Regions from separate parts of the Mus musculus genome. Here regions 1, 2 and 4 are each linked to region 3. The links are chromatin loops, found by intact Hi-C in ENCODE. Cell type or tissue: heart. All regions are shown on one strand.

The links. Peaks named below come from ENCODE experiments on the same cell type or tissue, not always from the same donor. Only the 100,000 strongest peaks of a DNase experiment are listed, where the experiment ranks them.
Region 1: a loop joins it to region 3, with 8 times the contacts of the local background. A loop is called at or near these places in 22 of 42 quality-filtered maps.
Region 2: a loop joins it to region 3, with 3 times the contacts of the local background. A loop is called at or near these places in 2 of 42 quality-filtered maps.
Region 4: a loop joins it to region 3, with 2.5 times the contacts of the local background. A loop is called at or near these places in 3 of 42 quality-filtered maps.

The regions. Positions count from the first base shown.
Region 1 is chr7:141,664,077-141,669,076 of GRCm38, reverse strand. No RefSeq gene overlaps it. Among named protein-coding and RNA genes, the nearest start is that of Muc6, 11 kb to the right of the region's middle. In heart, a CTCF peak has its summit at 2,664 (motif pointing right); no DNase peak of the experiment used is centred here.
Region 2 is chr7:141,922,673-141,927,672 of GRCm38, reverse strand. Gm32539 (a long non-coding RNA gene) reads right to left here and starts at 3,370. Exons shown (of 3, transcript XR_378616.3): 1 at 2,892-3,370; 2 at 2,090-2,241. In heart, a CTCF peak has its summit at 2,550 (motif pointing right); a DNase peak (open chromatin) is centred at 2,542; H3K27me3 peaks cover 484 bases.
Region 3 is chr7:141,477,939-141,482,938 of GRCm38, reverse strand. Tspan4 (tetraspanin 4) reads right to left here. Exons shown (of 8, transcript NM_053082.3): 2 at 373-452. The coding sequence starts at 435. Among named protein-coding and RNA genes, the nearest start is that of Tspan4, 5.2 kb to the right of the region's middle. In heart, CTCF peaks have their summits at 1,357 (motif pointing left) and 2,020; DNase peaks (open chromatin) are centred at 1,228, 2,018, 4,418 and 4,578; H3K4me3 peaks cover 2,604 bases; H3K27ac peaks cover 1,748 bases; H3K27me3 peaks cover 479 bases.
Region 4 is chr7:141,610,151-141,615,150 of GRCm38, reverse strand. Ap2a2 (adaptor-related protein complex 2, alpha 2 subunit) reads right to left here. Exons shown (of 22, transcript NM_007459.3): 8 at 3,668-3,815; 9 at 2,354-2,522; 10 at 815-952. Gm16982 (predicted gene, 16982) reads left to right here and starts at 1,404. Exons shown (of 4, transcript NR_040337.1): 1 at 1,404-1,534; 2 at 2,029-2,446; 3 at 2,905-2,958; 4 at 3,069-5,000. In heart, no CTCF peak of the experiment used is centred here; DNase peaks (open chromatin) are centred at 2,140, 2,910 and 3,250.

The DNA of each region.
Region 1 (5,000 bases), 190 kb before region 3:
CAGATGTTTTTGTAAGCATCACTGTGGCTCTGAATGTCAACTGGAGTGTGAGGCAAAGACTTTAGGCATAAGGAAAAGGAAGCAGGGCTCACCCAAGGACCAGGAGCACCTAAAGAAGGTCCCATGTGAAAATATGTAAAAGGTCCCCGTCCTCATTCCTTTCTTTCTAGAGCCTCAGGTGTGCTAGGTGCTGAGCCATCTTCCTGGCCTTATTTGTCGCTATTTTTTATTTTTTTAAAGATTTTATTTATTTATTTTTGGTTTTGTAAGACAGGGGCTCACTTTGTAGTCTTGGCTAGCCTAGAACTTGCTATGTAGACCAGGCTGGTCTCAAACTCACAGAGATCTGCCTGCCTCTGCCTCACAAGTGCTGGGATTAAAGGTGTGCACAGCCACATCTGACCTATTTTTTATTTTTAAGTGTGTGTGTCCTGAGTTCAGATACCTGCAGAGGTCAAAAGAGGGTATTGGATCTCCTGGAGTCAGTCACAAGCAGTTATGAGTCCCCTGATGTGGGTGCTAGGAAATGAACTCCCGTCCTCCGCAAGAGCAAAGTGTGCTCTTAATCGCTGAGCAATCTCTCCAGACCCTGTCTTTTTTTGTTAAGATTTATTTTTATATAAGTATTTCATCTGCTTGTATGACTATATATGTACCACATGCATGCACGGCACCCTCAGAAGTCATAGGTGGGCATTGGATCCCCTGGAACTAGAGTTATGGGTGGTTGTGAGCTGCCGTGTGGGTGCTGGGAATTGAACTCAGGTCCTCTGGAAGAGCAGCCAGTGCTCTTAACTGTGGAGCCATCTCTCCAGTCTTTCAAATTTATTTTTGCAGTGTTGGGGTCAAAGCCAGGCTGCTATGAGTGCCAGGCAAGCACTCTAACCTCTGAGCTACACCTTCAGCTCAGGAAGATTAATGACAATCAGCAAACTCAGACACTATTGCATATGTCAACAAGATTTTGCTGAAAGGAACCTGATATAGCGATCTCTTGTGAGGCTATGCCAGTGCCTGGCAAATACAGAGGTGGATGCTCACAGTCATCTATTGGATGGAACACAGGGCCCCCAAAGAAGGAGCTAGAGAAAGTACCCAAGGAGCTAAAGGGGTCTGCAACCCTATAGGAGGAACACCAGTGCCTCCAGAGCTCGTGTCTCTAGCTGCATATGTAACAGGATAGCCTAGTTGGCCATCAATGGGAGGAGAGGCTCTTGGTCTTACAAAGATTATATTCCCAGTACAGGGGAATGCCAGGGCCAGGAAGCTGAAGTGGGTGGGTTGGGGAGCAGGACTGGGGGAGGGTATAGGGGACTTTCGGAGAGGAAACTAGAAAAGGGGATAGCATTTGAAATGTAAATGAAGAAAATATCTAATTAAAAAAAAGAAAAAAAGAAATATTAATGATTAAACAAACAAAATAGCCTAATATTTTTTTAATTTTTAATTAAAAAAATAATTTTAATTAATGTTAGGTCAATAATAGTTATGGGAAAATGCCTAACAAAAGGACACAAAATACAGAAGAGAAGGGAAGAAACATGGATTGTCAGAGCTTATGCTTTATTGTGTGCTGTTAGGGTATCTCTGGAAGATAAACTGTGGTGTGAGATATGTGCTGGACTCTTAAAGTTCAGAGGCTAAACTTGAGACAATAGCTAAAATAATAATAATAACAAAGAGTGATAAGCTAAATGTGGTGGTACACAACTGTAATCCCAGAACTTAAGAGATGGAGCCCAGAGGTTTGGCTCTATAGCAAGTCTGGGTTTGTTCTATAGCAACCATGAGCTATATGAGACTCCACCTTTAAAAAACAAAGCAAAGCCGGGCGTGGTGGCGCACACCTTTAATCCCAGCACTCGGGAGGCAGAGGCAGGTGGATTTCTGAGTTTGAGGTCAGCCTGGTCTACAAAGCGAGTTCCAGGACAGCCAGGGCTATACAGAGAAACCCTGTCTCAAAAAAAAAAAACAAAAAAAAAAACAAAAAAAAAACAAACAAACAAAAACAAAACAAAAAATAAAAAATAAAAATAAATAAATAAAAGACAAAACAAGCAAAGCCCAGCAGTGGTGGCAAACACCTTTGATTCCACGGCTCTGGGAGGCAGAGGCGGGATACATGAGTTTGAGGCCAGCCTGGTCTACGTAGCTAGTGATAGGACAGTCAAAGCTACACAGAGAAACCCTGACTTGGAAATCAAAAGAAACAAACAAAACAACAACAACAACAACAAAAATAAAAAACAGAAACCCTCAAGCAAGCCCAGCCGTGATTGTGCACACCCTTCATACCAGTACTCAGGAGGCAGGGGCAGGTAGACCTTTGATGTCAGCCCGGTTTACAGGACAAATTTCAGGACAGCCAGGGCTACACAGAGATCAGCAGCTAAGAGCACTGACTGCTCTTCCAGACGACTCAGGTTCAATTCCCAGCACCCACCTGTCAGCTCACAACTGTCTGTAACTCCAGAATCCAACACTCTCACACAGACATACAAGCAGACAAAACACCAATGAACATACAAATAAGGGAAAAGAGAAAGAAATGCATATTGTATGAGAAGGCAGAAGAGAGAAAGGGGTTCTTGCTTGCACCCCAGTCCTCACTTCATGCTCATCTTTGTTCAGTGCCACGAGGGAGAAAGCATGCAAGGGACAGAAAACCAACAGCAGGTGGCAGGCTTGCCCTAGCCACATCAATAACACACCAGTCCAAACAAAACAAAACCCGGCCACATCTGTAAGCACACAATAGTGTCAGTCCTTGGAGCCTCGCCTTGAGCTGAGTCCCAGTTTGGGCCGGTCACTGGACCTCCTTTCCCTCAGTCTCTTCTCCATTTTTGTCTCAGCAGTTCTTTTAGACAGGAACAATTCTGGGTCAGTTTTTGACTGTGGAATGGCAACCCCCATCCCCACATTTGATGCCCTCCCTGTCTTTCTACTGGAGGTGAACTCTACAAGTTCCTTCTCGCCACTGTTGGGCATTTCACCTGAGGTCCCTCCCTTTGAGTCCTGAGGGTCTCTCACCTCCCAGGTCTCTGGTACATTCTAGAACCCCCCCCCCCCCCACACACACACACACACACACACACCTCCTACCTCCGGAGGTTTCGTATTTCCATTCTTTCTGCTGGCCCTCAGGGCTTCACTCCTGTTTCCTCCCGCACTCCACCCCCATACCTGATCATGTTCCCCTTCCCCACCTCATCCCCATTGCTTTCTTCTCCCTCCCAAGTGGGATTAAAGCACCCTCACTTGGGCCCTTCTGCTTGCTGACCTTCTTGAGTTCTGTGGACTGTATCCTGGGTATTCTGTACTTTTTTGACTAATATCCACTTATTAGTGAGTATATACCATGCATGTCCTTTTGGGTTACCTTTGTCTGAGTTACCTCGCTCAGGATGATATTTTCTAGTTCCATCCATTGGCCTGCAAAACTCGGGATGTCCTTATTCTTAATGACTGAGTAGTATTCCACTGGGTAAATGAACCACATTTTCTGTATCCATTCTTCCATGTGGGACATCTCGGTTGTTTCCAGCTTCTGCTATCACAATAAGGCCACTATGAACATAGTAGAGCACGTGCCCCTGTGGCATGATGGGGCATCTTTTTGGGTATATGCCCAAAAGTGGTATAGCTAGTTCTTCAGGTAGATCTATTTCCTATTTTTTGAGGAACCTCCAGATTAATTTCCAGAGTGGTTGTACCAGTTTGCAATCCCACCAACAATGGAGGAGTGTTCCTCTTTCTCTACATCCTCACCAACATGTGTTGTCACCTGCTGCTTTGATCTTAGCCATTTTGACTGATGTGAGGTGGAATCTCAGGGTTGTTTTGATTTGCATTTCCCTGATCACTGAGGACTTTGAACATTTCTTTAGGTGCTTCCCAGCCATTCGAGATTCCTTTGTTGTGAATTCTCTGTTTACTTCTATTTCTCATTTTTGATTAGGTTGTTTGGTTTTTTGGGAGGTTAGTTTCTTAAGTTCTTTATGTATTTTGGATATTAGCCCTCTATCAGACGTGGGATTAGTGAAGATACTATCGTGTGCTTACAGACAGGAGCCTAGCATGGCTGCCCTCCAAGAGGCCCAACAAGCAGCTGACCGAGATAGATGCAGATACTTACCCCCAACCAATGAACTGAAGTTGGGAACCCCTGTGGTTGAATGAGGGAAAGGCTGAAAGAAGTTGTGGAGGAGGGTGACCCCAGCAGTCTCAACTAACCTGGACCCCCAAGGTCTCTCAGACACTGAGCCACCAACCAGGCAGCGTACACTAGCTGGTGTCTGAGGCCCCTGACACATAGCAGAGGATTGCCTGGTCTGGCCTTAGAGAAGACACACCTAACCCTCGAGAGACTTGAAGCCCCACAGAGTGAGGAGGACTGGCAGAGTGGGGTGGGGGTTGGGGTAAGGACATCCTCTTGGAGACTGGGGGACACGCCAGGGGTGGGGTGTGGGGAGGAGGAAAGGGATGAGGAACTCTTAAAGGACAGAATAGGAGGAGGATAATGACTGGACTGAAAAATAATTAAGGATAATTTTTAAAACATGAAAACATTTTCCTAACTGACATTGATTTAGTCTTGGTGAGTGGCACCTATCAGTTCCTTTTTTATATTTTTCAATCTTATAGAGTAGGGTTTTTTAAAGTGTGACTTTGAGATTCTTTGGATTTCCTCATGACTGTTGTTAAGTCTTCTCTTCTCCAGTCTGATTTTGTTCATTTGGCTCTTCTCTCTCTCTGCCTTTTAGTTAGTTTGGATAGGGTTGGTCACTCACAATAATTTTGCCAAAGAACCAACTTTCTGTTTCTTCGATTCTTTGTAAATTGAAATTTGTTGTTGATGTTTCTATTTCATTGATTTCAGTCCAGAGTTGATTATTAAAATAAAATTTTAAAAAATCAACTGGATCAAAAGGCAAAATTATGCTATCGGGCATCTAAACTCACTATAGCAGCCAAATATGATGGTGCACGTCTGGAATCTC
Region 2 (5,000 bases), 440 kb before region 3:
GAAAAAAATGTTATTACATTTTGTGTGTGCCTGTGTGTCTCTCTGTGTGTGTCTCTGTGCCTCTGTGTATGTACACACACACACACACACACACACACACACATGCCTATGTCATGGCTCATCTGCTGAGGTCAAACAATGATCTTCAAGGGTCAATTCTCTCCTTCCACCACATGGGTTCTCGTCAAACTCAGGTTGTCAGGTTTGCCAGCCCCTTCACCTGATGAGCTATCTGTGGCTCAGAGCCAGCCCACCTGACGTTTAAAATGTATATAATTTATTTAATATGTTTGGATGGTTTGCCTGAATGTATGTAAGCATGTCTGTTGCCCACAGAGGTTACAAGAGGACATCAGATCCCCTGGAACTGGAATTATAGTTGATCTAGGTGCTGGAAACTGAACCCAGGTTCTCTAGAAGAGCAAACAGTGTTCTTAACCGCTAAACCTTATCTTGCCAGTGCCACACTTAACCATTTAAATGAGCATCTATTATATGTATTTATAAGCACAGTTGTTTTCTCTTTGTCTTCTTGGCTGGCTGCCTAACCTCTGTTTTCTCCCCTTTTTTGTTGTTCATTTTCTATTGTGTCTCCTATAAATGGCATGCTGGCTTTGGTCTCTTTCCCAACACTCTCAAAGCTGAAAGTCTCAGTAGAGATTGAGGCCTGGACACTACTGTGATTCTCAGTGTTCCCATCTACTCTGCCACCTACTGAGCAGGCCCTTACATCCTTCTCCAGCTGTGGTGCTTTAAAGTAGAATTTAGATTCTTGATCTCCAGTTGGTAGAACAGTTTGGGAAGGCTTAGGAAGTGTGGGTGTATTGGAGGAGATATGTCCCTGGGGGCAGGCTTTGAATTTTCAAAAGGACTCAGTCCTCTCTCGCTGCCTCATGGTTATGGATCAAGATGTGAGCTCTTAGCTGTTTCTTTGCTCCACCATTATGGACTGTAACCCTATGAAACAGTAAGCCAAATTGCATGCTTCCTTTTATAAGTTGCCTTGGTCATGGTGTGTTATACGAGAATAAAAAGATCACTAAGACACTAGTCATCGCCATGTCAACTGAACTCTCTTTGTTCCACTTCTCATCTCAGGGGTGGGTTGCATGTTTTAATCCTGTATCTATTTTCTGGTAGCTTCCCTTCATATCTTATCATGCACCAGAAAGTATTTCTATCAACATCAGAAGTGATCCCCTGTGGTCCACCCAGTTGGGGCAACCATTCCTCCAAGGGATGATTACTCTACAGCATTTGGGACAGTCATGGTGTGATGCCAACACACACACACACACACACACACACACACACTGGTGTGTTATTGTTTTGTGGGTCATCTTAGCACCTGGGTGCAGTGCCTACCACTCTCTTGGTAGGTGGGTGTCATTAGCCAAGGTTCCCCCAGAAACAAGAAGAGTCCCATACACTGGATCAGAAAGGCCCCACATACGTATGTGTGCACTTACACCTACACACACAATGCACACATGCCAACTACACTCTGAGACCTGCATGTCTGTATGCCCACTATGTACTACACATTCATGTATGTGCACACAAAACAGATATGTATGTGTGCTACATAACCACACACACATCACAATTCATATGCACAACTATATACCCACACTCCACTACATTTGTCTATAACCACATCATGTACCTTTGTGCAGATATCTATGCTCATACATGTACATGAACTACACACATGTATACATACATACAAAGTCCCTTTGTGTACAATACCTCCACAGTATATGAGGACAAATCATGTGCCACGGCTACACAGGCATGTGGTAGACCCCTCACCTACCTCAGCCACACATATGTGCACACCCTATTGCTCACTCCCACATGGCCTGGCTCTCCTCTCTGCTCTGGCTTTGTCCTCCATGTTTCTCTGGCTTATCTCCTGAAATGCCAAGTCCTTGTGGACCCTTGATAATGCTCTGGAAATAGAGTTGAGGGATGTGGTACAGATGCTGATGGAAACAGGGTGCTGGACTCAGGTGGTCAGTTTTGTCCTCTCAGGGACAGCTATGTCTCTGTCCACTATTGCCCAGAGACTCAGAAAAGGGACACTTACTGTTAGCGCCTGAGCAGCGGCAAACGGCCACCAATTTAAAGGCTGTCCATTGTTGTCTGATGCTCCAGGAGCCCAGTGGACCACGAAGCCGTCAGTCACTGGAGGAATCTCAGCTCTGGGGATACTCTGGCCACATAAACCACCTCCAGATCCTAAAAAAGAAGGGGGTCAGGGTGCCAGTGAAGGGCAGTGCTCCTTCTTGCTGTAGGAGTAAAGCCAGGGCAGGGGAAAGAAACAGAAGATCAATAGAAAGCATTTTAAAAGGAGGGAGGAGGTGAAACTGAGAGACCTGGTGACAAAGATAGATACAGAGACAGAAAAGTCGAAAAGGTGATGGTAAGCTGGCTGGGAAGCTCAAGAGCTGGAAAACCTCATGGCCATCCTGGCTACTGTAGCCTGGCCTTCGAATCCCCTCCCTCCTTCACCCCTCTGGGGGTGCGGAGGGGGGTGGAGACTCTTGCACCTCGACCGCCAGGTGGCGCTAGAGGTCCCCTGACTTGGTTTCTGCAGGCAGGACCGGTGATTTCTGATTTCTGATCAGTGGCCTTTCTTCCCTCTTATTTGGAAACATTGTTCAGAGGAGGCTAGGGAACAATTGTGGGTGTAGGATGGGAGGATGGAGCCTTACAAGAGGCAGGCTCAACACTATGACAGCCTGCAGAAGCAAACACTCTGAGGTGCATCAAATTCAAATGGTCCTAGGAGGTGGCTGGAAGAACTTGAGAACTGGGAGCCCCTCTCTCCATTCTGTTCTTAATGTCCTCTCCCACAGAGCCAGGGTCATAGAACACAGTGTTCCCACCTGGACATCTTTTCTCCATAATCAGCTGACTGAAACAGTCACTCTTTCAGCTATATTATCTTTTCAAGGGGTTCTGAAGTCCACTCTAAAACCATGAATCACAGCCAGGTGCATCTACTTCTGTGAGGTTGTCCTCCTGCCTCTGTTGTGACGTTTTCTGGGGGAGACGTGAACAAAATGTTTGTTCACTCTAGGTAAGGTATCAAGGGCAGATCGAAGACATCCTTTCCACCCAAGTCTAGCTTGGTGAACCAAGGACTTAAAGCTTCTTTGATAGAACACAGGTTGCAGGTAGCTTCACAAAGGCATCTCTCCTCCCCAACACTTACTGCTTGCGATCTTATACAGTCTTGGTAGAGTTATGAGCTGTAGGCAGCTGGGCACCTAAAAGATGGCGCCGGCTTCCGGTACACCGTCGTAAACAATGGCACTGCGCAGGCGCTAGCCCGAATCTGGCGCCAACCCCTCCCAAGCGGGTGCATACAAATCAATCTGCTGGCAGACTGACCAATCCCAGGAGGACACATAGCTCTCCCCAGTGCTGGGGTGTATATAAGCAGTCCTCCCTGGCTTTCCCGGGTTCCCGTAGCATCGAGGTGTTCCTGAAATAAAGAAGGCTGTTGAGAAGAATCCGACCGTGTTGTGTTTTTCTTGCTGGACGAGGTGAGCACAACAATGGCCCTATGAATTGCCACAGACTATCCCCCTTTTGGGTCTCCTATCTGTGTGGAACGGGTCTCTGGTTGCAGGTGGACAAGGAGTCAGCGAATGACAAACAGAAGCGACGCAAGAGATTGTGCAGAATCTGAATGCAATTTGTCAAATCAAGCATCAAGCTTTTTATACAGAAGAAAATAGGGAAGTTGGGTGACACAACTTTGGCAAGGTACAAAGAGGTTACTGGATTCTTACACAAAACAGAGGAATGTAAACACAAAAGTACTGGCAGGAACCAACTGGGATAAAATTCAATGTTAACAACTGGGATCAAAAACAGCTCCACCTAAGGTCCACTTAATCTTAGAAGCCAGGGTCAAGGGCTTCATGCCCTTGCCATAGTTCTTATTCTAGTCTATTGTATAGTCCACCTTCCCCCTAGGCCATTGTAAATACTTGTGTATGGGTGTAACTCAGCTATCTATACTTCTAAGTATCTACTCTGGTTCCTTCTTAGATCACAAACTTCCTTCTTCCTAGATAATGGTAAATTCCTGTGTAGGGCAGTGACTTAGCTATCCATGCCCAGGGTCGATCAAGGACTGCCTAAAATCTAACTTAGCTATATGTCAAAATATCAATCCTTAAGAGCACTTGTAATAAAGCAATATTAAAGGAAAGCACACAGATCTGTTTACCAACTAAAGCAAGGACATTGGAGCATTCTTTATACAGGATGCCACGATTCCAGGAGACTAAGTGTCCATGAACTTTTCGCCTCAGGACAGCGCCCAGGTTTTCGGGGCCTGTCGAGCTTGTCACTACTGGAGTAGATGTAGCAGTGAATTGCAGAGTTTTATCTGCATTGTCAGCCTCCTGAAGCTCCTGAGTCTTGGGAGCCTCCCACCTCTTTCCAGGATAAAATGTTCTAGTTCCCATGATGTATGTGCCTGACCAGTTTACAAGGAAGTTAGTTGAATTCTGAGTCCTTTGTCTGTGCTGTTCAGTAAATAGTGTTTCCCTGTAAACAAACTCAAAGATTGGGGTCAGTCCCCAGCACCCATGTAAAACGCTGAGCACTGGGGCTGGAGAGATGGCTCAGTGGGCAGGAGCACTGGCTGCTCTTCCAGGCGGCTTGATTTCAGTTCCCAGCACCCACATGGCAGCTCATAACTGTCTGCAATTCCAGTCCCAGGGGATTTTACTCTCTTTTCTGACTTCTGTGGATACTGTTTCACATGGTTTATACAAATCAAGTGGGCAAACACTCATACACATTTAAAAATAGAAAAACTAAACATGATGCTGTAAATTTGTAATCTCAGAGCTGGGAAGGCAGAAACAGGAGGATCCCCAAGGCTTGCTGACTGGCCAGTCTCGGCCATTTGGCAAGTTTCAGACCAGCGAGAGGCTTTGTCTGAAAAGACTGTGGAGGTGTCTCTGTGGACAAAG
Region 3 (5,000 bases):
GTGTCTGGTATACTTCCCTAGGCCCTGATAGGTCAAGCAGTGCACACAGCCTTCCTTGGTCTTCTGGGTCCTGGAAGACCAGGACCTTTTAAGTCAATCTCCCAGAGGGGCAGAGTGTGAAGGGGGTGAGGCAAGGACGTGGGCTGTCAGAGGGAGGGCAGGGAGAAGGCTGAAGGAGGCACCCGTGGTTCGGTGCACAGAGACTCTGATCAGTTCTGCGCCTGGAGCCCAGGAGAGGCAAGGCTTTGGTACTGCCCGGTCCTGTGAGCACGTGCGCACACACCCTGTCTCCACAGCGGAGAAGAGGGGAGAGAGCTCCTGGAAGTCAGTAAGAGAGCAGCGAACCCCGGTCCTTCAGGTCCCCACACTCACCCAGAAGAGCAGGTTGAAGGCGAACATGAGGTACTTGACGCCCTGGAGGCAGCCGCGCGCCATGCTGCAGCGCTTCAGCTCTAGAAGGAAGATGAAGGAGAGGTCTAGGTAGAAGACCACATACTTGTTGCCCTTGGGCGTTGTATAGCGCGCCTGGGCTGCCTTGGGGCCCGGGTTCGAGTGCAGGCCGAAGAAGCCGCCGCCAGCATCCCCCGCGTCCCCGGCGCCCGCGCGCCCATACAGGCTGCTGCAGCGCCGAAAGGGGCCGCCGCGCGCAAAGCCTGGCTCCTTGCTCTCCGGAGAAGGGCTGCGCCGGTACGTGGATTCGTCCGTGCTGGAGCGGCGCATCGCGGTGGGGAGGCTGGGCCCCCGCCGCCACGCTCACTGGCTACAGTCGTTGTCAGCGCTCTGCACCCGTGGCTACCGGACGCTCCATCCGCACCACGCCGGCGAGCTCCCGCACCTCCCCGGACCCGCGGTAGCAGCGAGCGGGCTCCCACCCCGCGGCCAGACACCTGCGGGCCGGCCCGCTGCGCCCCGCGAGCGCCCGGCCAATCCAGCTCGGCCCCGCCCCTCGAGGACCCCGCCCCACCGGCCAATCGCAGCGACCCCGAGCCCCCACCTCCCAGTTACCCTCCCGGGGTCTCCCAAGAAGATGCAGCTGAAGGACAGGGGAAGCGTTTGATGGCACTGGGTCGGGAATGACACCGCAGCAGCTCTCGACCCCAAACCTGCACCCCAGACTACATCCAACAGGCCCGCTGCCCGTTCGGCAGCAAATCTCCAAGCACATCAATGATGTGCAAAGCCCCGAGGAAATGAAGACGTGACCCAATTGCTGTTGGTGGCAACTTGAGCGGCTTTAGCTTTCAAGCGCCTTAGGGAGCCCGCGGTGCCTGGGAGGGTGAGGTGTCCACGAGGTTTTCTAACTTAAAAAAAGAGAATTCAGTGACTAAAGTAGCAGCCGAGAGATGCCAAAGAAGAACCCCAGATGGCCCCCTGCTGGTCCAGAGAGCTCACGGAATCAGCTTAGCCTCTGGTCCAGTCCATTCTCCTAGGGGTGGTGGGAGCAAGGCCAGATTCTATCACGGTCACGGGCCATTTTGAGAGTCCCACTGGCGCCATTCTGCAACTCTCAATAACTGCAGAACCAGGGACCTGTAATTTCACTTTGACCAGCTCAGGAAGAATCAGCCTATGACTAATGAACACCATCTCATCCCAGGCAGACAAGCACACGGTAAGTGACACCTTGCAGTTGTGCCCAGATACACACTAGCCCATCGATCGAAGATGAGATGAGATGATAGCCTCTTGCTGGGCCCCATCCCTCAATCTCTGAGCCCCAACCCTATCAAAGGATGCAAAGTGTGGGCCAGGTACTAACATGAGGTTGAGGTTCCCCTTCTGATCTGCAGCCTACATGACAGGACGGAAGGCAGAACAAGGGAAACCTTTTGCTGAAGGTCCAGAGTGAGGCAGCAGAGGAAGTAGAGACTAATAAAAGAAGAACGGAGGATGTCCATGGCTAGTGCTGAGCAGCTCTTAAAGGGGCTGCACCGTAATGGAAACTTGAGGTTTGCAGCTCCCAGCCCAGCACCTATGCTCACTGCACCAGCCTACTGCTGCCTCCCAGAGGTCACTATGGAGAACTGCAACCTCAGCTTCGGTCAGATGTGGGTGCATGCATGGGAGCACCCAGAATGCAGGAAGCATGCCTGGAAGAGTCCGGTCAGCCTGGGATTTATCTCACACACACGCCCCACCTTGCCATTTCCCTCAAGTTTTATTTGATGTGTCTGGATCCCCAAGAAAGGGACAGAGGTGACCACATCTATAACCCAGCAGAGACTACAGACTGAATGTTCTACCTAGTGAGCAACTGGCAGCTGATAACTTCTAAAAAACCCTTGTGACCCGTGGCCGCTGGCCCTGCTCCCTCGGCCTGATTCAGCCAGACATACACCTCTCAGGGCTAGAGTGGAAGGGTGCCTATAAATGATAGTATGCGTGTACAAGGCCATTACATACACAGTGTCTAGACACCAGGAGAGAGAGAAGCCATAGGGTCCAGGGAAGATCCAGAACTGACCAAAAAAACTATATCCCCACCTTGGACTAAACATCACCCATACTGACAATCACTCCAATGGGCTTAGCTACCAAACCACTCCTCTGAAGGTGACCCTGAAGACCTGCGTTCCCAGTAAAACAAAAATAAGTCTGCTGTCTACTTGATCATTTTATCCCCTGGATATGAGGCTGGGGCTCAGGTTGAAATTCCCCATGATGTACTGGGGTCGGGGGGTGGCATCAGCTGGAGGTGTGAGGAGACCAGGAGTCAGAGTGGCCAGGCTGAAGGTTATATGCAAGGGAATTCAGGGACAGCCATCTGAACTCCAATTCTCGTCCCTCAGGAGCAGTGGTGGTAGTTAGTCTTTTGTCAACTTGACAAGCTAACAACGTTACCTGAGAAGAGGGAATCTGAACTGAGAAAATGCCTCCATCAAACTTTGTTTCTAAGCTGGCTATGGTGACTCACGCCTTTAATCCCAACACTTAGGAAGCCGAGGCAGAGGAACTTCATAAATTCAAAACCTGGTCTACAAAGTGAGTTCCAGAACAGCCAGGGCTATACAGAGAAACCTTGTCTCACCCCCCCCCCCCCAAAAAAAAGAAAGAAAGAAAGAGAGAGAGAGAGAGAGAGAGAGAGGAAGGAGAGAGGAAGGAAGAAGGAAGGAGGAAGGAAGAAGGAAGGAAGGAAGGAAAGAAGGAAGGAAGGAAGGAAGCAAGCAAGCAAGCAAGCAAGCAAGCAAGCAAGCAAGCAAGCAAGCCAGCCAGCCGAGTGAGCCCTAAAGAGCAGGCCAGTAAGCAGCTCTCCTCCTTGGCCTTTACTTCAGTTCCTGCCTGTAGGTTCCTGCCTCCAGTTCCTGTTCTGACTTGCCTTCATAATGGATTATAAAATGAAATCTCACCCTGTAGACCAGGCTGGCCTCGAACTCAGAAATCCACCTGTCTCTGCTCTTCCAAAGTGCCCAGCAAGAGAATAAATGTATTTTAAGTGCAGCCTATAACTTAAAAAAAAAAAAAATGGGGCCGAGCAGTGGTGGCGCACGCCTTTAATCCCAGCACTTTAATCCCAGCACTGAGGCAGAGGCAGTCTGAGTTTGAGGCCAGCCTGGGCTACAGAGTGAGTTCCAGGAGAGCCAAGATCTACACAGAGAAACCCTATCTTGAAAAAAACAAAACAAAACAAAAAAACAAAAACAAAACAAACAAAAAAAAAAACTCTGTCTCAAAAAAACGGCGCCGACTGCTCTTCCGAAGGATCGGAGTTCAAATCCCAGCAACCACATGGTGGCTCACAACCATCCATAATGAAATCTGATGCCCTCTTCTGGAGTGTCTGAAGACAGCTACAGCAGTGTACTTACATATAATAAACAAACTAACAAATAAATAAATAAATCTAAAAAAACCAAAAACAAAATCTCTCGAGCAGTGGTGGTGCACACCTTTAATCCCAGCACTCCGGAGGCAGAGGCAGGCGGATTTCTGAGTTCAAGGCCAGCCTGGTCTACAGAGTGAGTTCCAGGATAGATATCCAGGGCTACACAGAGAAACCCTGTCTCGAAAAACCAAAAAAAAATATATATGTGTGTATGTGTGTGTGTGTGTGTGTGTGTGTGTGTGTGTATGTGTGTGTGTGTGTGTGTGTGTCTCAAACTGCTTTGGTCATATTCTTACAGCAATAAAAAGTAGCTAACACCCAAATTAGAAAGCGGTAGGAAGGGCTCCCAAAGTTCTTGGGGCGAAGGAGAGCCAGTCCAGTTCTGCTAAGATGCTGTCCTCTGAACAATGTGTCCCTCTCCTGCCTAGAAGTCCCTGCCTGTAAAACCCACAAGAACAGGGACTTATCTAGCCGACTGAGGGCCAGGTCCATGTCTGCTGCCAAGGACAGAATTCACAGGGTGTGGTGTGCAGACTGATCTCTAACAGTGAAGGACCAAGGCAAGGCCACCCTCTCTGAGCCAGAAAAGGATGCTTTCCTCAACACCGTGGCCAGTGCCCAACCACAGTGGTCTGGACATAGGAGACATCTGCCAGCAAGGCTCCAAGATAAGGGTACAAACAAGAACCCCTGGGGAATGAGCCACACACCCACCTAGCCAGACCTGTCCAATTTCTAGACAGAATTTGACCATGTCTTGCTCGGGGCAAGTAGCTGTCAGCAAGCAAGCATTTGGACCCCTCAGTGTGGCGCCAGCGTGAGTTTGCCCAGAAGCCTGTTTGGACCCCGTAGTAGCTACTCCTAGCCCAGCTAGCTCAGGAGGGAGAGAGTACAGAGCAGCACCACCCACCCTGTCCCGGGGCTGAAGCTCCACAGCTTCTTTGAGGAGGCAGAGAGAGTGGTGCCAATACAAACAGGCTGTGGTGTCTGCCTTCCTGCTGCGGCTTCAGCCCCTGCAGGGCCCCAGTGCCTGCCCCAGACCCCCACCCTGGGCAGGAAGACCACAAATTCCTGGTCCAGTAGGCTGACACCTCCCACCAAGAAGCAAGCAACCAAGGGGTTGCACACAGAGCCTAACCAGGAGCTCTGAAGACACACCTCTTGCCTCCCTCCACTT
Region 4 (5,000 bases), 130 kb before region 3:
GTTACCACGTCAAGGAAACCTTCTTGCCCTCTCGTTATTTCAGGCCTTCCTTGGTGAATGGTGTGGTCAAGAAACAACTCAGCATGAGCCTCTAGCCCACTTAGCCCTTCCTCTTCAGACCCCTGCCACAGGGCCCTGGGAGGCAATCCAGCCAATGCCCACACTGCCCCTTCTTTCTACTAGTTCTTCAGGAAGCCTCCAATTGTACTCTGCTTCCAGAGTGACACATAGAGAGGCTATGCTCACAGTAGCAGCTGCTGTCCCACTCTTATTCCCTATATACTGTCACTCTAGGTCCAGAGCCGTGGAGAGACCAGTGTTATACCAAGTGAGGCAAGCCAGAGCCTCTTGTCTGTGGTCATGCACCTGCCTGTTTCTTCTCTAAGACACAGTCGTCTCATGTAAGCAATTTGCTGTACTACAACAATGATTAGGTGTGCGTGACCCTCTGACTGACCAGAGTCCACTTGAAACCAGTGCTGCATAGAGCTGACAACAGCTTAAACATTAACCTCTAATATGCCAGATGACACCAAGAAAACCTAACCAGCAGCAACTACATGTTCAAAATATAAGACTATCTTGGAGAATGAATATTAGCTCATCGTCTGGCACAGATGACCACACCCTGCACTGCCAGATGTCTACACTGGAAGGCTAGACAGGAAGCTGGTGCCAAAGAATCTGCTATCTACTGTCTCACAGACACTCGTGCAGGCCCGTCAGCCACTAAAAACCACCCAGCAACCATCCACTAGAATTCATGTCCAGAGCAGGGAGCAGCTTGGACAGCCCCTCAGGCTGCAGGACTCACAATTTCCTCTCGGATGGAGTAGTCAGCCGTTTCTAGGTAGCTCAGCATCTCAGCCACAATCTGCTGGGCGTTGCTCCGGTCACACATGGCGTAGAGCAGGTCCACTGCCCGCTGCCTCACACTCACGTCTCTTTCCGTCTGAGAAAAAAGACAGAGTCAGAGCCACTTCTATAAACCACAGGTTGGTGGATAGTAGCTAACCACTGCTATATATGAGTCCCTGAGTCTGGATGTATTTGTTCCATAGGAGCTGTCTTGGTGCACCCCACAGCACCGGCCCCATCGGGCAGAGTGCTGCCCCATCCCCAAACCCCTTACTGGGACCCCTTACTATCTATATGTGGGACCCAACACCTTAGGCCACTTGGAACCCACACACAACACACTGCCCTGTCCCCTCATACTTAGTCCACTCAGCGTGACCAGTTCTAGCTCTGTCTGTTCACTCTCCCTCCTCCCTAACCAGCTCTTCTGAGGACCACACTCTGGCCCAGTGAGCAGGTCACTGAGGCTTCTCCATTGTGTGGGCACAGACCAGCACCTTCCGTGTTGCCTGGGAGCTGGTTCCAAGGTTCTTGAGCCCCTCTCCAGGTGGTACAGGAGAGACCCACTACACACAGTGCTTGGGCAGCGCGGTGTCTGAGAGCAGCCATCTGTAGCTCCCTGCCGTGGTGAACAGTGCAGGATGCCTCAGTGCAGGGCAGAGGGCACCTAACGAAGGTGAGACTGAGACTTGTATTTGTGATGGAAGAGAACGACTGGAGCAGACACCCAGCCAGGACTAGGAAGAATGCAGCCTTGTGTTCAAGTCAGACACCAAAATGTCTGTTGATTTATACAAAAATACAGATAAGGGCCAGCCCTGCTTACTACAGCTTAAGACTCACCGAGATGAAGGGTCTTACATGTATGGCTCACTAATCAACTAACATGTAACATGGAAGCTAACATGCAGGCAATGTAGACAGTGTGTGCCATGCCAGAGGAACACACTACCAGGGTCACTCTCACATTCAGAAGGAGGTAAGAGACCAGGTAACCTCAGCTAGGTGCTTTAAATTCTGGAATTCTAATCCTTGAAAGAATCTAGAATCCTTGACAAGGAATTTTGTTGTGTAAGAGGTACACGGTCCTGGAGATAAAAACAAAATATTTCATCTTTCTATCAAAGAAAACTTTCTGTTTACTAACTACACTATGTGGCCTCCAAGCAGGTCACATGAAATCATTCCAGGAGACGGGAATGTGCTCAGCTGGCGCTGCTCCCACAACGGAGACACTCAGCTAAAGGCCCTCGGCTGGAGCGCTGTCCCCAGCTGCCACGTCTTTGAAGATAGCAGGCCCGGCTGCACTGCAGGAAGATGGACAGCTTCCTCGTCCAACTGCTGCGTTCACCCCAAACGACAGCAAGTGACGAGCGCCAGGCAAACACTCTGAGATCCAGACAGCTTGAATGGATTCATCTTAGGTGCCACACGAGGCACCTCCTAGTCTGACCTCCACATGGAGGCAGTGACACATGACCAACAAGGAGCACACCTTCAAGGCATTGATGACCGTCTCAATGTGGGTCTTGACGGCCTCGTGGGAGAACTCAGAGCTGGCCAGCGTGCACATGCTCTCCAGAGCCAGGTAGCGTAGGTTCGTCTCCCGGTGCTGCAGGAACTGGCCCAGCTGGTTGCAGGCGCGGACGAGCAAGTTTGGCTCACTGCAAGGAACAGGGGACATGATGAGGAGGGGAAAATAGTCAGGGAGGGCTGTGAGCTACAGGTGAGGACAGATGCAGTGGAGAGGTGCGGTGAGAAGGCAGCGCAGTGGTGAGAGGAGGCCCAGCGGGAGGCGCTGGAAGAGGTGGTGCATAGGACAGATGGCAGTCCAGGGAGGAAAAGCCTCGGTAAAGAGGACGCGAGGTGAGGAATGAGAAGTGCGGTGTGAAGTGATAGGACGGTGCTGTAATGAGGGGTCAGGGAGGAGGAGGTGCAGTGAAGAGGGGGTGACTTTCTAATGAATCTGCAGGAGCTCCTCTACTCCAGAGCAGACTCTGGAAAGCTCTGGTAGGCCAAGGCTTCACTTTCTTTTGTTGTGTCCAGGAAAGTGAGTTGGACAGCGGCCATGCAGGAAACTGGACCAGGCTAAGGCAGACAGTGAGTAACGAGGGCTGTGAATGTGGAACGTGGGCTAAACGGTCAACATTCCCTCTTACATACGTTTCTTAGGATGCTCTCCCTCACACCCTAAGTTTTGTTTTTTACAGTTCATTTTCAACCCTGCTCCAGTTTGGCAGACTGCTTTTGTCACTGCAACATTTATCTAAATGATGGAGCAAAAACAGCTGGTCCCAAACAGGCTAGAGTTCTGTCTGCTACAGCCTCTGGCAGAGACCCAGAGAGCAGTGCCACGGGCATACATAAGGGCACACAACCAGGACTGAGCATAAAAGAGCAGAAGCAAGATGCCTGCACTGTATATGACAACCACTGCCTGTGACCCAACCATGACCCTGTACAGAAGCTGGGAGTCATCACTACCACTGCCCCAGGAGACCCCAGAATACTGGAGCATTGCCTCTCTGAGCAGCGAAAGTCACACGGGTGTCCCTTCCTTTCAAAGAAGCTTCCTGTAATACTCAGAAGCAAAAAGGAGCTCTAGGGACGATTCCACAGCTATAAAAGTATCTATGGCAACGTCCCGGGGCCAGAGAGCTCACATGAAGTGAGCTCACAGCTCAAGAAGCAAGAGGAGCAGAGACCAAGGCTAGAATAGAGACACCGGTCAACATCTGCACAGACAGATGCCAACTGCCAGCCTCCACCTGCTGTCTCTCGAGAGGGATGCGCTGCTAGCAGGGCTCACCTGTCATGGTGGATGATCAGGCTGATGGCCTCAAACAGCACAGCGTTCTTGGCATTTGAATGCTGGACCTTCTTGGACTTGGGTGGCTCCTGGGCCTTGTTCAGGATGGTCTCCAAGCACTCAGTCAGGCGGCCACGCACCGCAGGGTCTTCTGGGCAGGACACAACTGTCGGCTGGGCTCCCAGGCCCTCATCCCACCAGCCCAGCCCCACACCCGGGCAAGAGGCTCCCGAGACACTGCCTGTCCTATGGGTGCCTCTGACAATTATTCCCAGCTGCAGATAAGAAGGGGAGCATTTGTAAATTGTCATGGGACAGCTCCCTGCTGCAGTGTCATAAACATGAGGCAGGGATGGAGCAGCTGTGGTACCTACACCTGCTTCTAATTTGGATGGCACTTAGACAGAATGTGTTAATCATAAAGTCCAAGGATTATGGGCAAAACCTCTACGGAGCTTCAGAGACAAGGGAGCTTTGCTCTCGGTTATCAACCCCAGAAACAAAATATAAAGCAACATAAAGAGAAAGAAGATTTCTAATTTGGTTCAAAGCAGAAGGAAAAGACAATGAGCAAAAAAATTGAAGCCAGTCATGTGGTACACACCTGTATGAAAGCACTTAGAGGGCAGAGGCAGGAGGATTAGGAGTTCAAAGAGAGTAAGTTCAAGGCCAGACTGAGTTACATAAGACCCTGTTTCATTAAAAACATAAGGGCCAGTGAGACCGCTCAGTGGATAAAGGCATTTGCCATCAAGCATAATGACCTGAGTTCAATCCTCAGAAACTACACGTGGAAGGAAAGAACCAACTCCCACAGGTTGCCCTCGGGCCTCCACATGCATGCTATGGCACGGCACCCACAAGGCACACACAGGCACACAGACAAAGTAAAGGTAAAAGCTATTAAAACAAAAACCAGTTACAGTGGTAAGAGCCTGCTATCCCAATACTTGGGAGGTTAAGACAGGAGGATTATAGGGAATTCCAGGACAGTCTAGGCTGTACAGTAAGAAACTATTGTAATAAATAAATTAATTAATAAATTAATTTTAAAAGAGGAGAAGGAGGAGGACAGAACAGAACCAAGGCTCCCAGTGAACTTTGTATGTGATACTCAAGTAGCTTGTGTGTGCACGTGTGAGGGGACAAAGGTCAGCCTCGGGTGCCATTCCTCAGGAGCCACCCACACCCACATTTTTGAGATAGCATCTCTGACTGGGACATGAGACTTGTAGTAGCTCACATTAGCTCCTCCATGTCTGCTTCTCTGTGCTAGAGAATGCACCACTATGCATGCTGCTGTATTTTAGACTGAGCTCAGGTACTGGAGTCT